2 separate regions of the Homo sapiens genome follow, and region 2 is linked to region 1. Evidence: chromatin loops called from intact Hi-C (ENCODE). Cell type or tissue: heart left ventricle. All regions are shown on one strand. Each heading gives the region's core, and the rest is flanking DNA. Links, peaks and the distances in the headings are about the cores only. Region 1 has its middle 110 kb from the start of ADRA2C. Region 2 holds the start of LINC00955 (long intergenic non-protein coding RNA 955).

What was found. A loop is a pair of places that touch in the nucleus more often than their neighbours do. Peaks named below come from ENCODE experiments on the same cell type or tissue, not always from the same donor. Only the 100,000 strongest peaks of a DNase experiment are listed, where the experiment ranks them.
Region 2: it touches region 1 in a loop (2.8-fold over the local background); 14 of 110 quality-filtered maps call a loop at or near these places.

Annotation. Positions count from the first base shown.
Region 1 is chr4:3,877,994-3,883,470 of GRCh38, forward strand. It overlaps the pseudogene OR7E163P. Among named protein-coding and RNA genes, the nearest start is that of ADRA2C, 110 kb to the left of the region's middle. RefSeq lists enhancers at 1,509-2,066, 2,067-2,622 and a silencer at 2,821-2,880. In heart left ventricle, for the core only: a CTCF peak has its summit at 2,792 (motif pointing left); DNase peaks (open chromatin) are centred at 1,938 and 2,718; H3K27me3 peaks cover 5,000 bases.
Region 2 is chr4:3,573,486-3,578,738 of GRCh38, forward strand. LINC00955 (long intergenic non-protein coding RNA 955) reads left to right here and starts at 3,384. Exons shown (of 3, transcript NR_040045.1): 1 at 3,384-3,638. In heart left ventricle, for the core only: no CTCF peak of the experiment used is centred there; a DNase peak (open chromatin) is centred at 2,296.

The DNA.
Region 1 (5,477 bases), core at 312-5,311:
AGGTCTTCAGACTCCTGGAGGGCAGCACTGGAGGCTGTGAGTCAGTGAGCAAGGCCTTGGATGGGCCAAGGTAAAAATGATTTTCAGCCCTGAATTTGATACCCAGCCAAACTATCAATCAGGTTTGAGGGATGAATCAAGATATTGTCAGAATAAGTGGAATTTACAAGTTCCATTCCATGCTTCTTTCCTTAAGAGACTTTTAGAGCAGGGGTGTCCAATTTTTTGGCTTCTCTGGGCCACACTGGAAAAGAATTATCTTGGGCCACACATAAAATACACTAACACTAACAATAGCTGGTGAGCTTAAAAAAAAAAAAAGAAAGAAAGAAAGAAAAAAGAAATTGCAAAAAAAACCCCTCATGTTTTAAGAAAGTTTACAAATTTGTGTTGGGCTGCATTCAAATCTGTCCTGGGCCACATGCAGTCCATGGGCCACAGTTGGACAAGCTTGCTCTAGAAGGTGTAAGTCAATGAGGGACGGACCTCAGTGAGGGGGCTCACAATTTGAGAGCTAGTGGCTCTCACCCAGGAACCAGTTCATGGGGAGTGTGGGGACATACACGGTGCCCAGGCCTGGAGAGCCCGTTGCAGCCTGAGTGTGGTGTGACATAGGGGACCGGGGAGCAGCTCAAAAGGAAAATGCATGGGACAGACGTTTGAGAGCTATGCTTGGGCATTGGAAAAAAGCACTGCTGGATGAGTGTCAAGTCTGTAAAGCATTTGGGGGCAGAAAAATGGGGATAGGGAGAGGACCACAAAACAGGTCAGACACTCTTCCCCTAAGGCTGCAGCTTGGGGAAATGCACAAAGTGAAGATTCCTGAGTAACCAGTGCCCACACTAGGGAACCAGCACTTCAGGAGCCCCCTCGGGCCCCGCCTATTCCCACAGGTGATGCCAGTTCTGACTCACAGCACAGATTACTTTTGTCTGTTCTTCTACTTTGTGTAAATGGAATCAGGTCTCAGAACTTTCAACATACTGAAGTATTGGCATGATACCAACAAAAATATGAATATTTTGGTACTTAAAAGCAGCCCTGTATCCTGGAAATATACATCTGGAATACAGGGATGCAGAAAACCCTTATTACACTCACGAATAGGTCCCCCATAGAGGAAGAAAATTAAACTATAAGGTCATGCTTAAGTCACAGGGAGAACAAGTTATCTAAGAATGGAAACAGAGTTCACACCCCGGCTCAGAAACATATGGCATCCACTGACCTGTGATGAAGGCTCCCAGGGAAAATGCCGGGCCAGCTGAGGGGGCAGGAGAAGCCGGGGGTGGGAGTACATAGAACACGATCCTGACACTTAAAACAGTGAGGAAGACTCTATTCAAGACTATCGCAGCAGCCGTCAGGATGACCACAACAGGGAGAGATTGAGCTCAACGCCGAAGACCACGAGGACAAGCGGGAGTCTCTAGCCAAGGAGGAGGGGGTTCATAGCCCCTGCCACAAGGACTAGTGGGGGCTGATAGCCAAGGGCCTCGGGGGATGGCAAAAGACTGAGATGAGAAGTTAAGGGCAGGAGATTCTTGCTGAAGGCGGCCGAGGAGTCAGAACTCACAGGTGGGGGATGAGGAACCGGATCATTCACGGAGGGGAGAGATAGCAGAGGTCAGAGGTTCTCCCTAAACCAGCAGAGATGAATCCAAAGCCCCGGGTGGAGGCCCGGTGGCAATGAGGTATCAGAGGAGCCAGGAAAGTCTGGCCAGGAGGAGTCTGCTAGGGCTCAGCACTGAAGCGCCACGGAAGGAGTCTATAGAGGCTGCAGCTGTGTTCCGGTTCGGAAGCCGAGGAGGAGCGCGTGAGAGCCACAGCCCCGGCGCGAGAACCACAGCCCCGGCGCGAGAGCCACAGCCCCGGCGTGGGAACCACAGTCCCGGCGCGAGAGCCGCAGCCCCAGCGTGGGAACCACAGCCCCGACGCGAGCAGCTCAGCAGGGCCCACTTGTTTCCTTATTAATTTTTACTTTCAGCCACATGCAATTAACAGTGTATTGTTAATTTGCCAACAATAACAACAGGCTCAAATCAGCCATGACCACCCGCCGGCGGGAGGGGCCTCCCTGCGTGGAGTTGGCCTCTACCCCAAGATCTGCATCCCACACTCAGGCCTGCTGCCCTCTGGCCTCTGCCCAGGCTGTGCCCTGGACCCAGACGCTGCTCCCTCAGCCCAGTCCTTTTGGGTGTCTCTGACCTTCCTTCAAGATGCACCCAAGCAAGGCGACCCCTGTGCAGGAAGGGCCCAGCCCTTTGACTGGGCAGGCTGCGCTCTGTTCACTAGGTACCCATGTTGGGTAGGGACCTGTGGCCACAATCCTGGTGTCTCCCACCCCTGTCCAGAACAGGTGCGGACTAAGCGTCTGCTGCGCTGCCAGGGCGCTGTCAGGATGGCGCCCAGAGGACGGGCTGCTGCCCTGGGGCTGCCTGAGGAGGGTCCGCAGAAGTTCCCTCTCGAGCGGGAGGAGGGGATTTGCATATTCACTTAGAAGGATGAAGCGCTGCGGGGAACCTTCCCACCCCCAAGGAGCTGTTCTGCCCAGATGCTGAGCTGGGAGCCGTCCCTCCCCCGGCCACACGCCTGCAGGTGACCCCCCTGCCCCGCCCCGCCACCAGGCCTGGGCACCCCAACCTCCACCCCTGCCAGAGGCGCCTGCACCGGGTTCCTCCTGCAGATCTGCAAACTCACGCCCGCCCAGCTCAGGCTCTGCAGCCCAGTTCTCATCGTTTCACGGGCTGAGGCCGGCTCCCGCGCAGGAAGGCGGGGTTTGCTGCCACCTGCTGTCCATTCGCCATAAGAGGTGGGACGCACGTTCACCTGAGAGCTTGGGGAGGAGAGAGGAAGGAAGGAGAAATTGAGGGAGGAGAGGGGAAGAAGGGAGGAAAGAGGGGAGGGGAGGCAAGAAGAGGTGAGAAGAGGACAGGAGGAGGAAAGAGATGGGTGACGGGGAGACGGGAAGGAAGAGGGAGGGCCTTCCTGGAAGAAAGAGCTGGATAGGCCTTGGACAGACCTGGGCTTAGATTCTGGCTGTGTGACCTTGGGTGGTTAATCAACGTCTCTGGGCCTTATTTCCTTTATCCACAAAGAGGCGATGACAAAGCCTCCGCCTCCATGAGAGCAGCCATGAAGTGTCATGATCCCTGCTGAGGAAACCGAGGCTCCCAGAGGCGGACGGTGGAGAGGTGGGGCCGCACCGCTGGCTGCCTGAGTCCTGGAGCCCCGGACACCCTTCAGTGCAGCGAGGGTCTGCCGCCATGCCCCAGGGTCTCCTTGGAGGCTAGAAGTTGTCTGTTTCTCACCCCTGGTGTTACATTGAACCAAAGATGGCACCACAGCCCACGGGCGTAACTTTTTATATTTTTAAGTTGGATACATGGAGCTACTTGGCGTTTGCTTCCATCACATCGTTGAGGAAAGAGGTGGTTGCTTATGGTACCCCTGTTTTTACTGCAACCTGCAATGGATGAGAACCTCCCTGTTGCAGAGAGCAAAACACTGAACTAAATTGTGCTGTAACACAGCCCTGTGTTGGGGGATTGGGAGTGATCATGCAAACGCTTGCAAATTTGCACAGTGACAGAGACAATCGTTTGGGCAGCTGTTCACTATATGAAAAGGCAATTGACCAAAAGTCAGTTACTGAGCTATCTCAATATGTTCATTTTATTTTAACTTTTGGCAGCAGGCTGCAATTAAAGGAGAGAAAGAAAACAAAGTGATAAGTGTAAGATAATGTACACACATGTGTAAAAGAAAATGACAAGACAGGATGACTATTTGTCTCTTGGTTAGCTCCTTGGGCTCTATGTCTCCTTCCTCAGAGAACCTCGTTTTCCTTTGTCCAAATTTGTTAGGGTGGATAATCCACGCGCCTGCTCCCCCATGATGGAAGCCAAAGACGTCCCTGGAGCCGCCTCCCGCTGCACCCTTTCCTGCACTGCCCACATGGACACAACTCAGCTGATTAGACTTCCTCTCAGAACTTTAGTCTTGAGCAAAGGAATTAAAGGGTGAAGTGACTGAAGGTATGCCCTTCCAAAGTGGTACGTGAGCTAATGGCTAAAGTTTGCCAAGCCCATCTAAGCACTTTTTTTCGTAATTTTTATGTATTTATTTTTTTGAGACAGAGTCTTGCTCTGTTGCCCAGGCTGGAGTGCAGTGGCATGATCTTGGTTCACTGCAACCTCTGTCTCCCGGCTTTAAAGGAGTCTCCTGCCTCGGCCTCCCCAGTAGCTGGGATTACAGGCATACGCCACCATGCCTGGCTAATTTTTTTTTTTTTTGTATTTTTAGTAGAGACAGGGTTTCACCATGTTGGTCAGGCTGGTCTCGAACTCCTGACCTTGTGATTCACCTGCCTCAGCCTCCCAAAGGGCTGGGATTACACGCGTGAGCCACCGCGCCCAGCTTCAAAAAGTTTTAAGCAGAGCTCAGAGGTCTTAACCACAGGCACATGGAAGGAGCATTTTTGAAACACTTTCCAGCTTCCTCAATAGGAATGGAAGCCAAACTCCGAATTGATGACTCCTTTGAGGAAGTTGAGAGCTGTAAGGCAAGCCAGGAACAGGGGCAAGGGAGAGATGTGTCCCGAATGATCCTGTGCCGATTGTTTCTGGAATCCTCGATGTGATCTCAGCTGCTCTTTCTATACATGACACAGTGATTGCGGCACCCACTGGTCTAGCTGTGGTCTACAAGGAACCCCCAAAGGGAAGGGCACAGTGAGAAGGGGCATCGGCCTGAGTGACAAGGATTTGAGAGGGCAGGTTGGATGCAGGGAGACGACTGGCCCAATGCCATGTGTCTGGACTTAGACTGCCTGGTTCAAATTGGACTTCACCCTTTTTGACTTCATGATCTGGTACAAGCTACATGAAACTCCGTTGCGCCTTTTCTAGTCTGTAAAATCATCATGAAATGTGCACTAATAACGTGGAGACTATGCAGATGAAATGAAACCAGCTGTATAGAGCACAGAGCTCAGAGCCTGGCCTTTAGGAAGCCCTCAGTAAGGGTTCACGATGCCATGGTGTCTGTCGTCATCCTCTTTATCCTCATCATCACCTTCATAATCCCTTTGTTGTTCTTAGGGAATAGTTTAGAGGGACTGATTCCCTGCTATCATGGGTGAGGAGGTGTCTATCAAAAGGACAACCAGTGGGGGAGGAAAGCAAAATTTTGAATAAGATTTCTGAGACCCCCAGCACAACCAAGAACAGAAACTCCACAGTCTGCTGAGCACAGAGGTTGCATATTGGTCTCCTCACATCTGCCCACTGCACTCTCCTGTTTGTCCTGAGGATGAGGAAACAAACAAGGCTCCCGACCGTCCCTCAGCACTCACTTGAAGGGGTGGCCTTCCCCTCCACCCCTGTGTGTATTTCTAGTCGGGTGGATGAGAGACTGAGAAAAGAAATAAGACACAGAGACAAAGTATGGAGAAACAACAGTGGGCTTAGGGGACC
Region 2 (5,253 bases), core at 1-5,000, 300 kb before region 1:
ATCCCGCTTGGTGTCTCCTCTGCAGAGGACCTGGAATAAGATGGCATGAAAACCAGAGTGAGAAGGGCTATGCGGGTGGGAGAGGGCTGTGAGGTGGCGGGAGGGGGTGTGACACAGGTGGGAGAGGGGTGTGAGGCCGACGGGAGGGGGGTGTGACACGTGGGAGAGGGGTGTGAGATGGGGGAGGGGGTGTGACACGGGTGGGAGAGGGGTGTGAGGTGGGGGGAGGGGGTGTGGCACGTGGGAGAGGGGTGTGAGGCGGACGGGAGGGGCGTGTGACACGTGGGAGAGGGGTGACTAGTTTTGGGAAAGTGGCCAGGGAAGGCCTCTCTTGAGGAGGCTGTGTTTATTCTGAGACTCCTGTCCAAGTGATGGAACATGGGAACAGAAAACCAAATACTACATGTTCTCGCTTGTAAGTGGGAGCTAAACATTGAGTACAGATGGACACATGGACACTGGCCCACTTGAGGGCGGAGGCGGGAGGAGGGTCAGCATAGAAAAACCACCTGTTGGCTGGGCGCAGTGGCTCCTGTCTGTCATCTCAGCACTTTGGGAGGCCAAGGCAGGTGGAACACGAGGTCAGGAGTTCAAGACCAGCCTGGCCAAGATAGTGAAACCCCGTCTCTACTAAAAATACACAAAAAAATTTAGCCAGGTTTGGCGGAGGGTGCCTGTAATCCCAGCTACTCGGGAGGCTGAGGCAGAGAATTGCTTGAACCAAGGAGGCAGAGGTTGCAGTGAGCCGAGATCGTGCCACTGCACTCCAGCCTTGGTGACAGAGCAAGACTCCATCTCAGAAAAAAAAACAAAACAAAAAACAAAAAACAAAAAAAAAAAACAAAAAAAAACCACCTGTCGGTACAATGCACAGTGCCTGGGTGATGAAATAATCTGTACACCAAGACCCCGTGACACGCGGTTTACCCGTGTAACAGACCTGCACGTGTATACCTAGAACCTCAAATAGAAGTTGGAAGGAAAAAAAAAGAAACAACAAACAAAAATAATCTGAGACTCCCTGAAGGATGAGAACGGGCTGAGCGGGGCCACAGGAGCCCGCACCGGGTCCGCGGAAGGAACTCACACTCCTGCTTCAAGGTGTGGAAGGCGACCCAAGAGGCGGTACACAGACCGCGAGGGAGCGTGCTGTGAGAAGCTCAGGGAGACAGGGCCTGGGAGGCCAGGTGAGGTGTGGGCACAGCCAGGGAGAAACACTGGTGACCCGAGACGCACGGGAACTCGCAGTCACTTGACCAAGTAGCGGCCACGTTTGCGCCACACTTCCATAAACGTGACCAGTAAGGAAGCGACAAGCCTGAAGGGTCCTGACCATTTATTACTCAGGGTACAGCATGTCCTTATCCCTCTGCCTTGTCCCCCACATCTCAGGGGGCAAACAGAGCAGGTTTGTGTCAGCCGAGGAAACCCTTGATCTTCTAAGGGGACTGCTAGCCATCTCGCCCCCATCTTTGCCACAGAAAAGACGGTATCCTTTTGCCCTGGAAGATAAACCAACGTCTCGGGGAGAGGAGGGGCCGCAGGTTTATTTCCCAGAAATGTGTGCAAATCTGCAGACACAGCAGGGAGGTTTTGCTCTCCTGCATGCCTCCAGCGGGCTCTGGCTTGCAAGAATGTCTCATGCAGGCATTCTTCCAGTGCCCTGTGCTTTGAAAAATACGCAGAAAAGCCAGAATTATGGAGGGCAGCCTCCTGGGCTTGTGGGTGTTGGGCAGGTGGAGGGAGACGTATGGAATCTTCTGGTCTCCAGGCAGCTGTGCAGTGCACCGGTCGGTGGGATCAGTCAAGGAGGTTCAGAGCAGGATGGAGGAACCGCTCCAGGGATTTCCAGCAGAGAGGGGTTTGTTGCAGGGAAGGAGATGGATCCTGGGACCCTGGAGTTCGCACCCCTGCTCTGTCTGCTGCAGTGCTCCGGGGGTACACAGCCCAGCCCAGGGTCGCCCCGGTCATGTGCCCCCAGCACCAGCCCCTGGGCCTTTTATATGTTTCTGGGATGCTGCCTGTCTTCCAGTGCCATCAGGAAAGGCTCGGGGAGCTGGGCCTCACTGGACGCCATACCCCTCCCGCTGGAACAGTGCGTAGGTGTTCCGCCCTCCAGGGCAGACTGACCGCAGGATGAACGCCCCCGCCCCACAGGTGCCCAGCGCTTCACAGCTCACAGAGCCCTTCGACCTCCCTGGCCTGGGATGACCCTCTCAACACCCCCAGGAGGAGACACCGGTGCTGCCTTCAGCAGGGAAACCTGGGCTTGGATAGGTGCAGCGGCTCCTCCAAGGTGGCCAAGCTGCCTGGCCCTCGCTCATGAATTCTGAGTAGCCCCTCCTGTCACTGCCACCCACTGCTCTCCCCGGAGGCCTGTGTGTCCTTTGTTCTCTCCTGAGGATGGCTGTGGCCTCCTCCTGTTCCTGACAGGGCCCGGTGCCCACTGGCTCATGTCAGAGTTCAGGCCTGAGGGGAGGGGTGTTTGTGCTAACAGGAGGCAGAGGGCAGCCTGCCAGTCTGGCCCTGTGGCCACCTGAGCTGTCCCCTGGGACCCGTGGCTTCATGACTCTGACCCAGTGGATGCTGTCTTCATAGTCTGAGTGGGAGCCAGGTTTGACCTTGGAGTGCCTGGGGCATAGAGTCCCTGTCCTCTGGAGGAAGAGATGGTCATCCCTTTTCATGCTGACTGGCCCCAGGGCAGGACCTGCTCTTTTGGACCCTAAAAGGGACAAGGCCTGGTGGCAGAGCAGAGCTGGGGCTCAGGAGAGGGAGACGGGTGGGAGGAAGGGAGGAAGAGGAAGAGAAGGAGGAAAGGGGGAGATGAGGAAGGGGGAGGAAGAGGAGGAGGAGGAGAAGGAAGAGGAGGAGGAGGAGATGACTCAGGCACCCACGGCATTACTGTGGCAGGCTGGCCCTCGGTTTCCCCAGCAGTAAATGAAGAGATGGGGTCAAGGGGCCCAGGCCCCCTTCCAGATCTGAGACCTGCGCATCAGGCTGTCTGTATTCAGAGGAAGCCGGGGATGGCAGCTCCCAGCCGTGGGCTCGGCCTTCATTCACTGTACAGGCTCATCCATTCACCCAGTGAACCCTCCCGAGTCCCTTCATGAGGGCGGCCTCGCAGGGACTTTGGTCTCGGCTCTGCCCTGTCCTGGCCTTGGGACCCTGGGTGAGCTGAGGCAACCCAGTTTCCTGGTCTGTGACTCCAGGCTCTGTCCTCGCCCCATCGCCCCCCATCGTGGCACAGGTTCGAGGGTGTTGGCTTGCCTGGCCTCCTGAGGGCCTTCTGGGGTTAAAGTCTTCTATCCTGAGGCTGAGACCAGGGCTGGGGAGGAGGTTCAGCCCCTGTGGACTTTATCCTCCCTCTCCACGGCTGAGTCTTGATTTACAGCTGGAAGGGCAGACGGAGGCATCTTGGTGTATACACAGCCCTGCTGGGCCACATCCCGGGTCTCCTCCCTCTGCGATGCCATAGCAGGGGCGCCTTCCGAAAGCCCTCTGGATTGAGGCAGCAGGATCTATGGTGGAACCTGCCCCGGCGTCGCCAACGCCCCTAGGACCCCAGCACACTGACTGGGGAGCATCCCTGTGTCGTTTCTGCCCGGAGAGGAGCAGAGGCCAGGCTGCTGCTCTGGGAGGTGAGTGTCATGCCTGGGAACACAGCGGGGACCCCAGGGAGGGAGAGCAGGTGTTTGCTCCCTGGGCTCTGCCTGGTGGTCCTGACAGCAGTCCTGACTGTTGCGAAGGCTGTTTTTTGGTGGCTTCCTTAGGGTCCTCGCTGTGCTCTCGGTCCCAGCACTGTCTGCTCTCCTTCCTGGTTATTTGAATGACCCGGCTCCTGTTGCTGTATCCCGGGTCCTGACCTCCCCTGAGATGGACTCTGTTCAGGCTAGACTGCCTCAAGGGACCCGCTTCAGTCTATTTGTGGCAGAAAAGGTTAGCTGGCTCCTGGGAAATGTCAGGGGATAAGTCAAAGCTGGCCAGCGGCAAGGCCCAGTGACGCCCTGTCATTTTATGACTCCCTTTTCTTAATCAGTCGAGGAGAAAAACAAGCAATGAAGGATTTTCCATGGCAACCACCAGCAGGGCAGTGTTCTCTCCCTACCTGAGCTTGTTTTAAGAAGAGGGGTCTGGCCAGAGGCTGCTGACCCTGGCCCCAGAGGGCAGGGGTCGAGTGTCCTGGAGTGTGACTCCCAGGCACCTGGGCTTGGGCTGGGCCCCTGGAGCAGGCGCAGCTAATCTGGCCAATCTACTCCTTCACACTCATGGAGCAAATGGGGAAACAACCCAGAGAGGGGCAGCCCAAGGAAGCAAATTTGTAGAGCCTGACACTCTGAGAGAGCTCTCAGAAGGATACTAGTCTTCTAAACCAGAAACTTATTCATATAATAATAATAATGTTTATAATAATAACATTATTAATTCCTTCACCATCCACCCACTTACTCACCCTCTTACCCATCTGTCCATTCAACTCATCCACCCCCACATCCAGCCAGCTTCCATCCTATCATACATTCATCCACCTACCCGTCCACCCTTTCATCCTTCCTTTCTTTCATCACCCACCCATCCTCTCACTCATTCATTCATCCATCCACCCATCCATCCATCTACCCATTCATCCACCCATTCATTTATTCACTCTCCCATCCACCCATCCATTCACCCTTTCTTTCTTTCATCATCCATCTATCCACCCATCCATCCATTCATCCACATATTCGTCCACCCATTCATTATTCACTTATCTATCCATCCTTCCAACCATCCATCCATTCATCCACCTATTCTATTCACCCACCCATCCTTTCATGCTTTCTTTCTTTCATCATCCATCCATCCATCCATCCATCCATCCATCCATCCATCCGTCCATCCATCCATCCACCTATTCCATTCACCCACCTATCCATTCATTCACTCACTCATCCATCCATCCACCCATCCGTCCTCCCTTTCTTTCATCACCCACCCATCCATTCACTCACCCATCATCCATCCACCCAGCTAGCCAGCTTCCATGTCTATATCCAACTACTCACTCATCCATTCACCCATCAACCTAACTAAACTTGTTTTCTCCCATGTAACACAATACTTATCCACCCATCCATCCGTCAACCTACCCAACCACCCCATAACACGCCCACATCCTTCCCTTTGCCCATCTGTACACATACTTATCTACCTCTCCTATACCCATATACCCATGACATCCACTCACCCATTCATGCATGATCCTCCTACACA